Regions from separate parts of the Homo sapiens genome. Here region 1 is linked to region 2. A link is a loop called in an ENCODE intact Hi-C map of the cell type or tissue named here. Cell type or tissue: heart left ventricle. All regions are shown on one strand. Each heading gives the region's core, and the rest is flanking DNA. Links, peaks and the distances in the headings are about the cores only.

Region 1 (5,386 bases), core at 260-5,259, 390 kb before region 2:
CCTTCACTGAGATTCTCTCATCCTGCCTTAGCCCTCTGCTGATCTTACCTCTCCAATCCAGTCTCAACTTTCATACTGCTCACCGCCCCCACCGCTAGTCCCCAGCTTGTGTTATGGGTATTAACTGCAGAGGCAAAGAAGAAAGGAAATGCAAATAACAGAAAGGCAGCCTCTGTCCTGTCTGTGGGCTACCCTCCGCTACTGCCTCTGAACTGAAGAGAGGAGAGAAATGGAGAGGAAGGAAGCAAGAACAAGCACATCACCATGTGCCTCCCCTCCCATCCTCAGTCTCTGGTCTTCCTCTCTACTGTCCACTCACCACACTGTTAATGCTCAGCTTTCCAGCCTCACACTGCCTTTCACTGCTATCCTCCCAGCAGCAACCCCCTCCTGCTGTCTACCCAGAAAGCCCTCACTGCTGTCCTCTCCATTTCTCTCTTCCCATACTCTAACTTGCCCTACCTCAGCTAGCCATTAAACCTGCTCCAGACCATGCAAGTTTTTACCTTGGTCATGGCGCAGTCAATATGCTAGTCAATCTCCAAGAACAAATTTGTCTTCCTTTAGAAAGGTACTGTTTCCTCAAAGATAAATCCTATGCCAGAGAGGCACAGGGTAGGGGAGTGCTGGTGAGAGATACCATACCGATGATTATGGCAGCAAGCACACAATGTAGTAGAAATTAGTGGTGAACCTTAGCTATGACTCATGAGTTGTTAATTGGAATGCAAAGTTCAAAAGTGATTCTGAAATTACTGGTTTCAAAATTTGCCTAATGAAAATTCTCTTCACCATATAAGAATCTTGCTCATTTCTACAAAATGCACTCCCCTTACCCATCCAACCTTAGTTTCACTTTTCTTTGGCTTGCATTTTGTCTCATTTGGCAGCTCACCTCAATGTTCCCTAATATACAGTATTAGCATACCATTTCTATGCTAGTTAAAAATGTAAGCTTCCATTCAAAAAGGTAGGGTGCAGCCTGAGACTCCAAGTTTGGACTCATGTTCTTTCAATGATGCAGTGAAGAGACAGTGACATATAAGAGCTAGAGTCACAAAGATGTGCTTTTGCATATATAAAATAAAGAAGTGTGTTAAATGACCTTCAGCTCAAAAATCTGATGTTCCATTCAGCAAGCCTGGCAACCTAATGATCTTTTCTATCACTGCAACTATAAAAAAATTATTTCTGACTTCTAAATAACAGAATTAGAAATGAGCCTCAGAGCACATAAATTTAAATGTTGAAGAATGTCAGTACAGAAAAATGTCAACTAGATGAATTTTTTTCTTTAGGTTATCTGTCTTCTGTAGAGTTTTAGTCTTCTAAACATGAATATTAATTTGAATTAAGAAAATCACTTGTCATATTAAAGTACTTCATAGTATCATTCAACATGACTTTGTTCAGTGCCTGGCAGAGGTAATGTTTCTTGCAGTTCTATTTTTTTCATGAAAGATTCTACTTCAATAGTCTCACGCCACTGATGCCCAGAGGCTGTGGTCTCAGAGACAGCCCCTCGCACTAAAGAATAATGCAGGCCCATTTGAAATCCCCATAGTCACCTCCAAATACATCAAGCGCCCATGATTCACTCCATCTTTTGTTTCTGCTGCTGAAATACAAATGTGCGTCTAACCTTTTTCTCCTCGCTTCTTCTTTGTTCTATCAATATGGTCCTTGAGTTGAATGCGGACCTGTCGCTCATTAGGTTGGTCTCGTATAAATGGATGCTTCATCAATTGTTCTGTTGCTGGTCGCTGGCTGTGATTCTTTACCAAGCAGCTCTCAATAAATGACTGGAATTTTTTTGACCTGCCAAACAAAAGAAATGAATCCACAGATAAAACGGCGATCCAAAGAAAAGCAAATGTGTAATTTCTGAAATGCTGGGACTTTTTCTTTTTTTAAGGTCCAATTGGCTGGCATAGGGATCATCCACTAATCAGAAAACAGTTGTAGCACTATATTAGGCATAATGGGTTCAAAGGCATCATCATCATCAACGTGCAATTGAGGTAGCAGAAGGTAGTTATGCACATGAAAGCATTTTTGCACAATTTATATGTAACATTACATAGCAGACCAAAAGGACGCAGGGAAGAAAAAGACCCCTATGGGAATCACATCTAGAAGGGCTATTGGAATAAGGAAACCATAGCTGGGCCTTTAAAAATTAGGAGAAAATCACTCTGGGGAAAGGATAGTTCAGATATGTAGGATGACAGTGAAAAACTCAGGCTAGGATGAGAATAATGTATGTTGGGGGACACTGAGGTGAGCCACTTAAATAAGGCAGAAGATGCAAGCTGGAGGAAAGTAAAACCAAGGTTGGATAGGTAACAGGGAGTGCATTTCGTAGAAATGAGCAAGATTTTTATATGATGAAGTGAACTTTGATTAGGCAAACTTTGTAACCAGTAGTTTCAGAATCACTTTTGAACGCTGCTTTCCAAGGAATAAGAACATATAAGTATATGTGTACCTTTGTCGTTAACTCAAGGACTTAGACATTTAACTTTAAAGAATTAAGTTCACACCCAGATGCAAATTTATCTTCCTCTAGAAAGGCAATATTTCCTCAAAGATAAACCCCACGCCAGAGACCTGGCAGGGGAGAGCTGGCGAGAGATACCATACCTACGATTATGGCAGTAAGGCCACAATGTGGCAGAAATTAATGGTGGACTTCAGCCGTGATTCATGAGTTAAGCACGCATGTTCTTGCTGAAAGTTCCAAGAAATTGTTCAGAGTCATCAATAATTAAGCTTATGACTCTATAGCATGCTTTTCCAAGGCACTCCAGGAGACCTTGATGAAACTCGGGTCACCCTTCCTGTCCTGCCCAGAGCAGGAATGATCTGTTTTGTGCTCTCTGTTGCTCTCCTGTGGTGCACAGGGGAGATACAGGAGTGGATCCCAGGACTGAGCCTTTGCCCGGCAGTCCCTGCATACATACTCTCCAGGCCTGAGAGGTGCCCTCACCACACAGAACACAATGGAGAGCATGTTCTTCAACACTCAAACATGACAGGGCACTTTTGTATGCACCACTCTCTAGTGCTGCCCTGGTCAAAGCAGTTTTTCACTTTATTCCATGTTTTTAAAGTACTGAATCACTGGTATTTTTTTTTTCCGCTCTAAATTTCTAAGCTACATTCAAGCTTTTAAAATATTTTACCTAGAAATAAAGGTAGCCTACTGTGCTTGGGGTTGCCCCAGGATGAATCAGCGTTGGCCACACTGTGGACTAGAAATAGTGACAGCAGGACACTCTGTGCACCTCCTTGTTAAGTGCTTCCATGCATATCCTTGCTTCTTCCCACTGAAAATCATCAGCAGCATCAACGTGCCTGAGCCATCTTTGCATCATGAGCACACTACCTGAGCTGTGTGTTTGGTGCATGAGTGAATGCGTGATGAAGGTTCTGGACAAGAGCTGCAATATGGCCACCTTCAAGTCTGCACTTTTGAGGGACAGAAAGGGAGGTTTGGAGAGCGGATATTCTTCTCTTTCTCAGATCAATCAAATAAATCTGTGGAGGCATAAATATGATCTCATCTAAGAAGAAACCTTGCCAGAAAAATGTAATGAAATAAAGGACACTCCTAAGGAATGAATTGAAGAGAATGAGGCTGACCTGCATGAAGATATAAACAAACTCCATACAGTACTTTTCCAGGTAGAAAAATCAGTATTAAAAAGATGAAAACAAAAATTAAGACAGAAAGGTATGAAATATTTATAAGGAATATAAATGGCAGTTCTCTTTTTCTTGCTGGCAACTAGAAGGAAGTGCTTATTTTATTATCATTATTTTTTTTTTTTTAGATGGAGTCTTGCTCTGTCACCCAGGCTGGAGTGCAATGGCATGATCTCAGCTCACTGCAACCTCTGCCTCTCACGTTCAAGTGATTCTCCTGCCTCAGCCTCCTGAGTAGCTGGGACTACAGGTGTATGACACCACACCTGGATAATTTTTGTATTTTTAGTAGAGACAGGGTTTTGCCATGTTGACCAGGCTGGTCTCAAACTCCTGACCTCAGATGATTCGCCTACCTCAGCCTCCCAAAGTGCTGGTATTACAGGCATGGGCCACCGCACCTGCCAGAAGTGCTTTTTTTTATAAAGTACTCAACCAACTATTAATTAGAGGTTGATAAATAAAAGAAATCACATTCAATTTAAAAGTAAGATCCAGATTTAATAGACTGTACAGTCTATTCCCTGATATTGGCATCTAAAATAACAGTCAGAGAAATCTCCAGATCTCCAGAATGGAATAGTGTTCAAGTTTAATGAAATTAGTTATTAAACAGAGTACTTTTTCCCAGTATGCCTTGCTGGGAGAAAAAACTCAGAGATATTCAAGAGAATAACTTTGGGCCTAAAAGATGGGCCCACTTGTGCAGAACTACAAAGCTGGTAATATATTTCATATCTTCTTCAAGTGGCACCCTTTGAAGAGAAAATAATGTTTACTTAAAATGAGTCTTCAAAGAAGGATTCGTAGTGTCTTAAGTTAGCATGACCAAAGAATCAATATGCTTAATTACACACTTATTTAAGAGTGAAAACACTTCACCTATGTTGAATATTACCTCACTGTTTGCTGAGTGTTCTAATGAGTTTAAAGTACATTTATATAACTTTATTGCTTGAATCTCTGCTGATAGTAATGTAGTTCTGTCTCTTATAAAATAAAAACACCTAAGGTTAGTAAAACTGATTTCCCAAGGGTTGGCATGGAGAAATAAATGGTAATGATTGGTACCTACAGTCTGATAATACTAGTTCTACTATCAGAGTCACTAAATACTTTATCTTCCCAGATTGAACCTGTTTATATGTTAAATTGTGTTGGGGGAATTCAAAATGCTGGAAAGATTGTTACATTAGCTATTATAATCAGTTGGGTTAAAAGTTTTTGGTAATCATCAGACTCCCTAAACGCAATTTGGCCTAAAATTTGCATTGGCCCTGCCCTATTTCCAAAAGCTACCCTCTTCCTTTACTTTGAGTTGCATCACTTACTAACTTGGACAAATTACTTAACTTCTATGTGTCTCAGTTTCCCTGGCTGCATTCAATGGGGATATTATTAGTACTTATCTCAAAAAAAGTTATGATAAGTGAATTAATTCATGTAAAATATTGAGAACAGTGCCTGGTATCATAAATGCCACATATGTGTTTGCTATTATGATGATGATGACTATGATGACATTGCCCCCAGCAATCTCTGAGCATCATTGGACTTAAGGAACACAGCATCCGCCTTTAGGACTTAGGAGCAGAAATCCCCACTTCTGGCCAGGTGCGGTAGTTCACACCTATAATCCCAGTGCTTTGGGAGGCTGAGATGGATGGATTGCTTGAGG
Region 2 (5,386 bases), core at 192-5,191:
TGGACTCCTCCTGTGCATTTGGTGGGTTGACTACACACTGCTTTGCCCTTGGCTTCTAGAAACCACTTCGTTGGAAACTGTTTCCTAGTCCAGCCCTTGCATGTTGATATCGCCCGGGGGATCATTGTCTTTTCTTTTTTCCATTCATCTATGCTCATGACTTCAACTGTTGCTTGTGTGCTGCCCACCCCCTTATCCACATCTTCTGTTGGGTTGAAGGAATGAATGGTGAAAACAGGACTGAAATCCAAGTTTGGCTAGGAGATCCATCCCCTTTCCATGTGGTCATTTGATTGGTTACAGTGACCCTTATTTGCTACAGGATGTCCAGATAACATAGAAGGAAAAGTTCCATTCACTGCACTATACATCATAAGGCAGGAAGAGAGGCTGATGTTTAATTAGATTCACCAGATGATGAGATAAACGATTTTCTAGGAAATTGTCAATTAATTCATTCAAAAATATATATTGAAAGCTTACTTTGTACATGCCAGAGACTGTTCTAGGTGCAGAAAATTGTGTAATGGGTAAGACAGGTAAGATCCTGCTCCCATGGAACTTCTACTCCAGTGAGAAAAACAAACATATGCATAAGATAATTTCAGAAAGTGATAAGTGCTATGAAAAAAGTAGAAAATATATATATAATAGAGAGTGGTGGAAGTTGGGGGATGACTCATTCAATCAGGTGATCATGAAAGGCCTTGCTAAGGAGTGAGATTTGAACTGGGACCTGAATGATGAGAAGTTGAATATGCAAGTAACTGAGGGGAGAGTGTTCCAGGTAGAGGGGCCAGCAACTGCAAAGGCCCTGAGGTTGAGACGGCTTGACATTTTAGAATAATAGGAAGTAGCCAATATGACTGAAACACAATGGTAGAGAGGGAGAGTAATATAAGATACATTGGAGAGGTAGAAATACCATAGCTCTTATAGGCCTACATAAGAGCTTCAGATCTCATTCTCAGCTGTTAGAAGGTTCTAACCATGGGAGGAATTGGATCTGACTTATATCTGTCTGTTTGTTTTTTTATCACCTTGGCTGCTATTTGGAACGTGGAATGAAGAGTTCAAATAGGAGGGTCAGCTAAGAGGCTTTGAGAGGCTGGTAGTGGCTTGGACCAGGTAGGAACCATGAAGATAGAAAGAAGAGGCTGAATTAGGATTATATGTTTGTACTGAGAGTACTTGAGAGTTTATATGTGGGGAGTAAGAAAAAGAGAAAAAACACGTCTGACTCTTGCATTTTTGGTTTGAGCAACTGGGTGGATGGTGAAACCATTTCCTGAAATTGGGGAAATGGGGAAGAACAGTTTTAAGAGTGAACTCAAGAGTTTCATTTTGGACATGCCAAATTTGAGATATATTAGATATCCCATAGCAGATATTGTGTATGATTAGAAGGCATATATAAGATTGGGGTTTAGGAGAAAGGTCAGTGCTGAAGATACATACATGTCAATGGTTTTAAAACCATGAGAATGGATGAGATCACCTTGAGTTAAGAAGGAAACCCATGGCTGGGCCCAGTGGCTTACGCCTGTAATCTCAGCACTTTGGGAGGCCAAGGCAGGCAGATCACAAGGTCAGGAGATCGAGACCATCCTGGCTAACACGGTGAAACCCCGTCTCCACTAAAAATACAAAAAATTAGCCGGGCATGGCAGCACGCACCTGTAGTCCCAGATACTCAGGAGGCTGAGGTGGGAGAATGGCGTGAACCCGGGAGGCAGAGCTTGCAGTGAGCCGAGATCGCACCACTGCACTCCAGCCAGGGCAACAGAGTGAGACTCCATCTCAAAAAAAAAAAGAAGGAAACCCATGATTTAGAGATAAAGTACAGAAAGAGGAATCAGAAGGAGACAGAAGGAGGGACTACTGAAGTTGGAGAAGTATTTGGAGTGCTCACAAAATGCCAAGTGTTCTGGAAGTGCTTCAGAAAGAAAATAATGGATTAATTGCGTCCGATGTAGCCTGAGAGGCTGAGTAAGCTGAGGCCAGAAAAGGGACATTGGGTTTTGGCAACATAGAGGTTGGAGTTTGTGTTAGTCAAGGTTCTTAGTGTAAGTAAAAGTAAATGACTCCAGCTGATTTAGGTAGAAAAGAAATTTACTTTAAAAGTCTTGGCTGTTTACAGAATTGTGAGAAGAGCTGTTACACCTGGCTAGCAGGCCACACAGACAGGAACAACACCACCTCTAATCTCATGGTGTAATGGGTGTGGTGAGGATCCTACTGGTGCCATTCAATGGAGTATCTGCTATCAATCAAGAGTAGTGGTTCTCGACCTTGTGGCTGCCCATTGGAGTTAGCAGAAGGATTATAAAAATACTAATGCTCAGTCTCCATCTCTAGAGATTAAACCATCTTTATAATACATCCCTTTAAGGTTGGTTTAGACCTCCTTAAAAGGGAGTTTGGATTTAGAATGGGTTGACTTTGGTATAAATAAGTGGTATGGCCTGAGATGCCCCAATTCTGAGGAATGTCTTCTACCATAAAAAGTTGATGTCCCTTGGTGCTGCAGGGACCACGCTGATTCCTGTTACTCCTACCTATGCTCCCTAATTCACCCAGCTGCTGGTCATCCACAGCCCCTAACTCAGTCATTCAGAGTTTCACCAAACCAGAAGTCTCTTTCCTCAGAGCAGGTGGGGCTGACTTTCCATTGCTCTAATGCTAAAGGAGGTTTGGGGTAATACCCTATCTCCATGACTGGGCTATAGATTCTAGAATTGTTCCATGTAAAGAATGAGGATTGGCTGGGCGTGGTGGCTCATGCCTGTAATCCCAGCACTTTGGGAGGCCGATGCGGGCGGATCACTTGAGGTCAGGAGTTCAAGACCAGTCTGGCCAACATGGTGAAACCCCATCTCCACTAAAAATACAAAAATTAGCCAGGCATGGTGGCGCATGCCTGTAATCCCAGCTACTCGGGAGGCTGAGGCAGGAGAATCCCTTGAACCTGGGAAGTGGAGGTTGCAGTGAGCAGAGATCGCACCATTGCACTCTGCAGTCCAGCCTGGGTGACTGAGTGAGACTCCGTCTCAAAAAAAAAAAAAAAATGAGGATCTCTGAAAATAGTCCTTTGTCATCTTTTTAAGCCCAAATAGAGGAAGGTTTCCAGTGAGTTGGGCCATGAAGATGGAGCAGAGGGTATTGCACTATCTACCTGACATAACTGGCCTTTCTAGGAGATGTTGTTTGCTCCTAAAGAGATAGAGAAGGGGAATGATCCTTTTTGGCCCGTTCCCTGACAAAAAGCATACATAACACAATCCTTACGGGAAGGAAGGGCCAAGGGAAGGCAGGGCCGCCTGTCAGCTCCTTAGATGGTCTTCCCATTCCTCAGAATGAGGGCCACTACTACTCCTACCCCATAGTTTGAGTTGCCAAATTTGACTAAGGCAGAAAGCCCATGTGCCTGACTCCTGAGGATCACCTGCTACCCAACTGGCTCTTTGGGGTCAACTCTGGCTGAAATGGGATGAAATCTGGGCCTTGCCTGCCTCAGGGGTGGGGCCTGTGCTAAGTCCCAGGAGTTCATGCTCACCTGCCCTGTATTGCTAAGCACAAAGCATCATGCTGTATACCTGCACCCCCAGATGTACTAATCCTTCTTCTTTCTGGATGTACGAATCCAAACTTATTTATTGGGATGCTGATTTATTTAGAAAATTAAAAATATATTTTGCTCATCTTTTCTGATTACCAAAACAAAATCTGTCCATTGTAGAAAATTTGGAAAATAAAGATATGTACCTAGAAGAAAAATGAAAAAAAAAAAAAACACACTTACTTATGAGAGATAAGGATTGTTAATACTTCATGTTGGTCTTTTTGGTCCCTTTTTACAAATATTTATGTGCAAGTATATGTAGTGTATTATAATGTTAATTATTTCATAACCTGTATCTTAATATATAGTGATCATCTTTCCATATTATTAAATATTTATTCCTCCCAAACAGTACTTTTTGGCACTTACAGGTGGCCGCCTCACAGTGACACCAACCTCAACATGAACTTCCCATTTATAACCTAATCTTGAGATGTAGGGAAGATGATGGAGTTTTTTGCAAAGGAAGGGTGTCCAGACACTTCAAGACATTCAGAGAAAAGACTTTCACAATAGACACAAAATGAAATACAGACCTAGGAAATCCATGTGCTTTTTATGAGAATCTTCATGCAGCAGAAAAGGAAGCAAAAATGACAGAGGATCACCCAGAGACTTATCACTTAGAGCCAGCACACATCATAGACAAGTCCCAGGGCTGAGGTGACAGCAGAAAGGGCTGCACACTGCCAGAAAATCGTCCTGCTTAGTGAGGCAGAAGCAGACGAGGCCACTTCAGGTCAAGCTGTAGCTGGCACAACTCCGTGGTGAGGGTGCCATTTTCCTATTTCTTCCTCCGCCCGAATGAGGGTCAGGGGGAAAGGGCTGACTGCCCTCTTGAAAAGTGAGTGCTCAGAAAGATTACAAAGTCTTTCATGAGAAATGACAATTGTGAAGTGACAGAGAAGATGCAAGGTAAGCCCCACAGAGCTAGAAATCCATAGCCTGTGATTGGGGAGATTGTATCTTTAACTTTTGGATTTCTAAGGACATTTAAAACCTGCCAGAATCATGACTGCTCTGGAGGCACATCTGTGTCTCCATAGCAACAGGCTTCCTGCTGCAAGGTAAACCTGGGATTGCCGCTCTGGTTTCTGTTTGGTGCTGAACACACATGCTTGATGATTGAGGACCTGAAAAATGCTCGTCTGTCATCCTTTTTAGCCCATATGGAGGAAGATCTTCAATGAATGGGGATATCAAAACGGAGCAGAAGTATTTCACTACCTATATAGGTGATTTTCTCTGAGCAGTCTCTTTCCCAACTTTGGAATCAAGCCAGGCCAATGACTGTAACTGGGGACTTCCAAAGTTCCAGAAAGCATTTCCTTGAGAGTTGTTTCTGCCTTATTCTTAGCAAGAGAAACTGCTAGGGTTTGGCTATCCATTACGCTGTTCAAGGTGAAGGTTAGCAACAAAATATGTAATTTTCTTATCCTTTTTTGCTACTGAAGCCACAGATACTGTGGGAGCAACTATGGGCTTCTACTGACACCGTTATCCCTGATAATATTGTAATCTGTGCTTTCTAACTGGCCTGGTTTTGAAAGGAGATAAAATGGGCAATACCTTGTTAGAAAAATAACAATAATATCATTAATTTTGATAAGAACTTATAGAAAAATAAGGGGTGGAAAATCAGTTTTTTAACATGAATCCAACATAACTGAGTCCATACTGTGGATTCAGGTTTTTTTAGGTTATCCAATTCATTCATTCATTCATTCATTCATTCATTCATTCACTACTATGCATTAAGCTTTG

The links. A loop is a pair of places that touch in the nucleus more often than their neighbours do. Peaks named below come from ENCODE experiments on the same cell type or tissue, not always from the same donor. Only the 100,000 strongest peaks of a DNase experiment are listed, where the experiment ranks them.
Region 1: a loop joins it to region 2, with 2.7 times the contacts of the local background. A loop is called at or near these places in 46 of 110 quality-filtered maps.

Annotation. Positions count from the first base shown.
Region 1 is chr3:171,165,453-171,170,838 of GRCh38, forward strand. It overlaps TNIK (TRAF2 and NCK interacting kinase), which reads right to left. Exons shown (of 33, transcript NM_015028.4): 10 at 1,643-1,818. Among named protein-coding and RNA genes, the nearest start is that of MIR569, 61 kb to the left of the region's middle. In heart left ventricle, for the core only: a CTCF peak has its summit at 2,910; no DNase peak of the experiment used is centred there.
Region 2 is chr3:171,552,034-171,557,419 of GRCh38, forward strand. No RefSeq gene overlaps it. Among named protein-coding and RNA genes, the nearest start is that of TNIK, 94 kb to the left of the region's middle. RefSeq lists a silencer at 4,106-4,400. In heart left ventricle, for the core only: no CTCF peak of the experiment used is centred there; no DNase peak of the experiment used is centred there.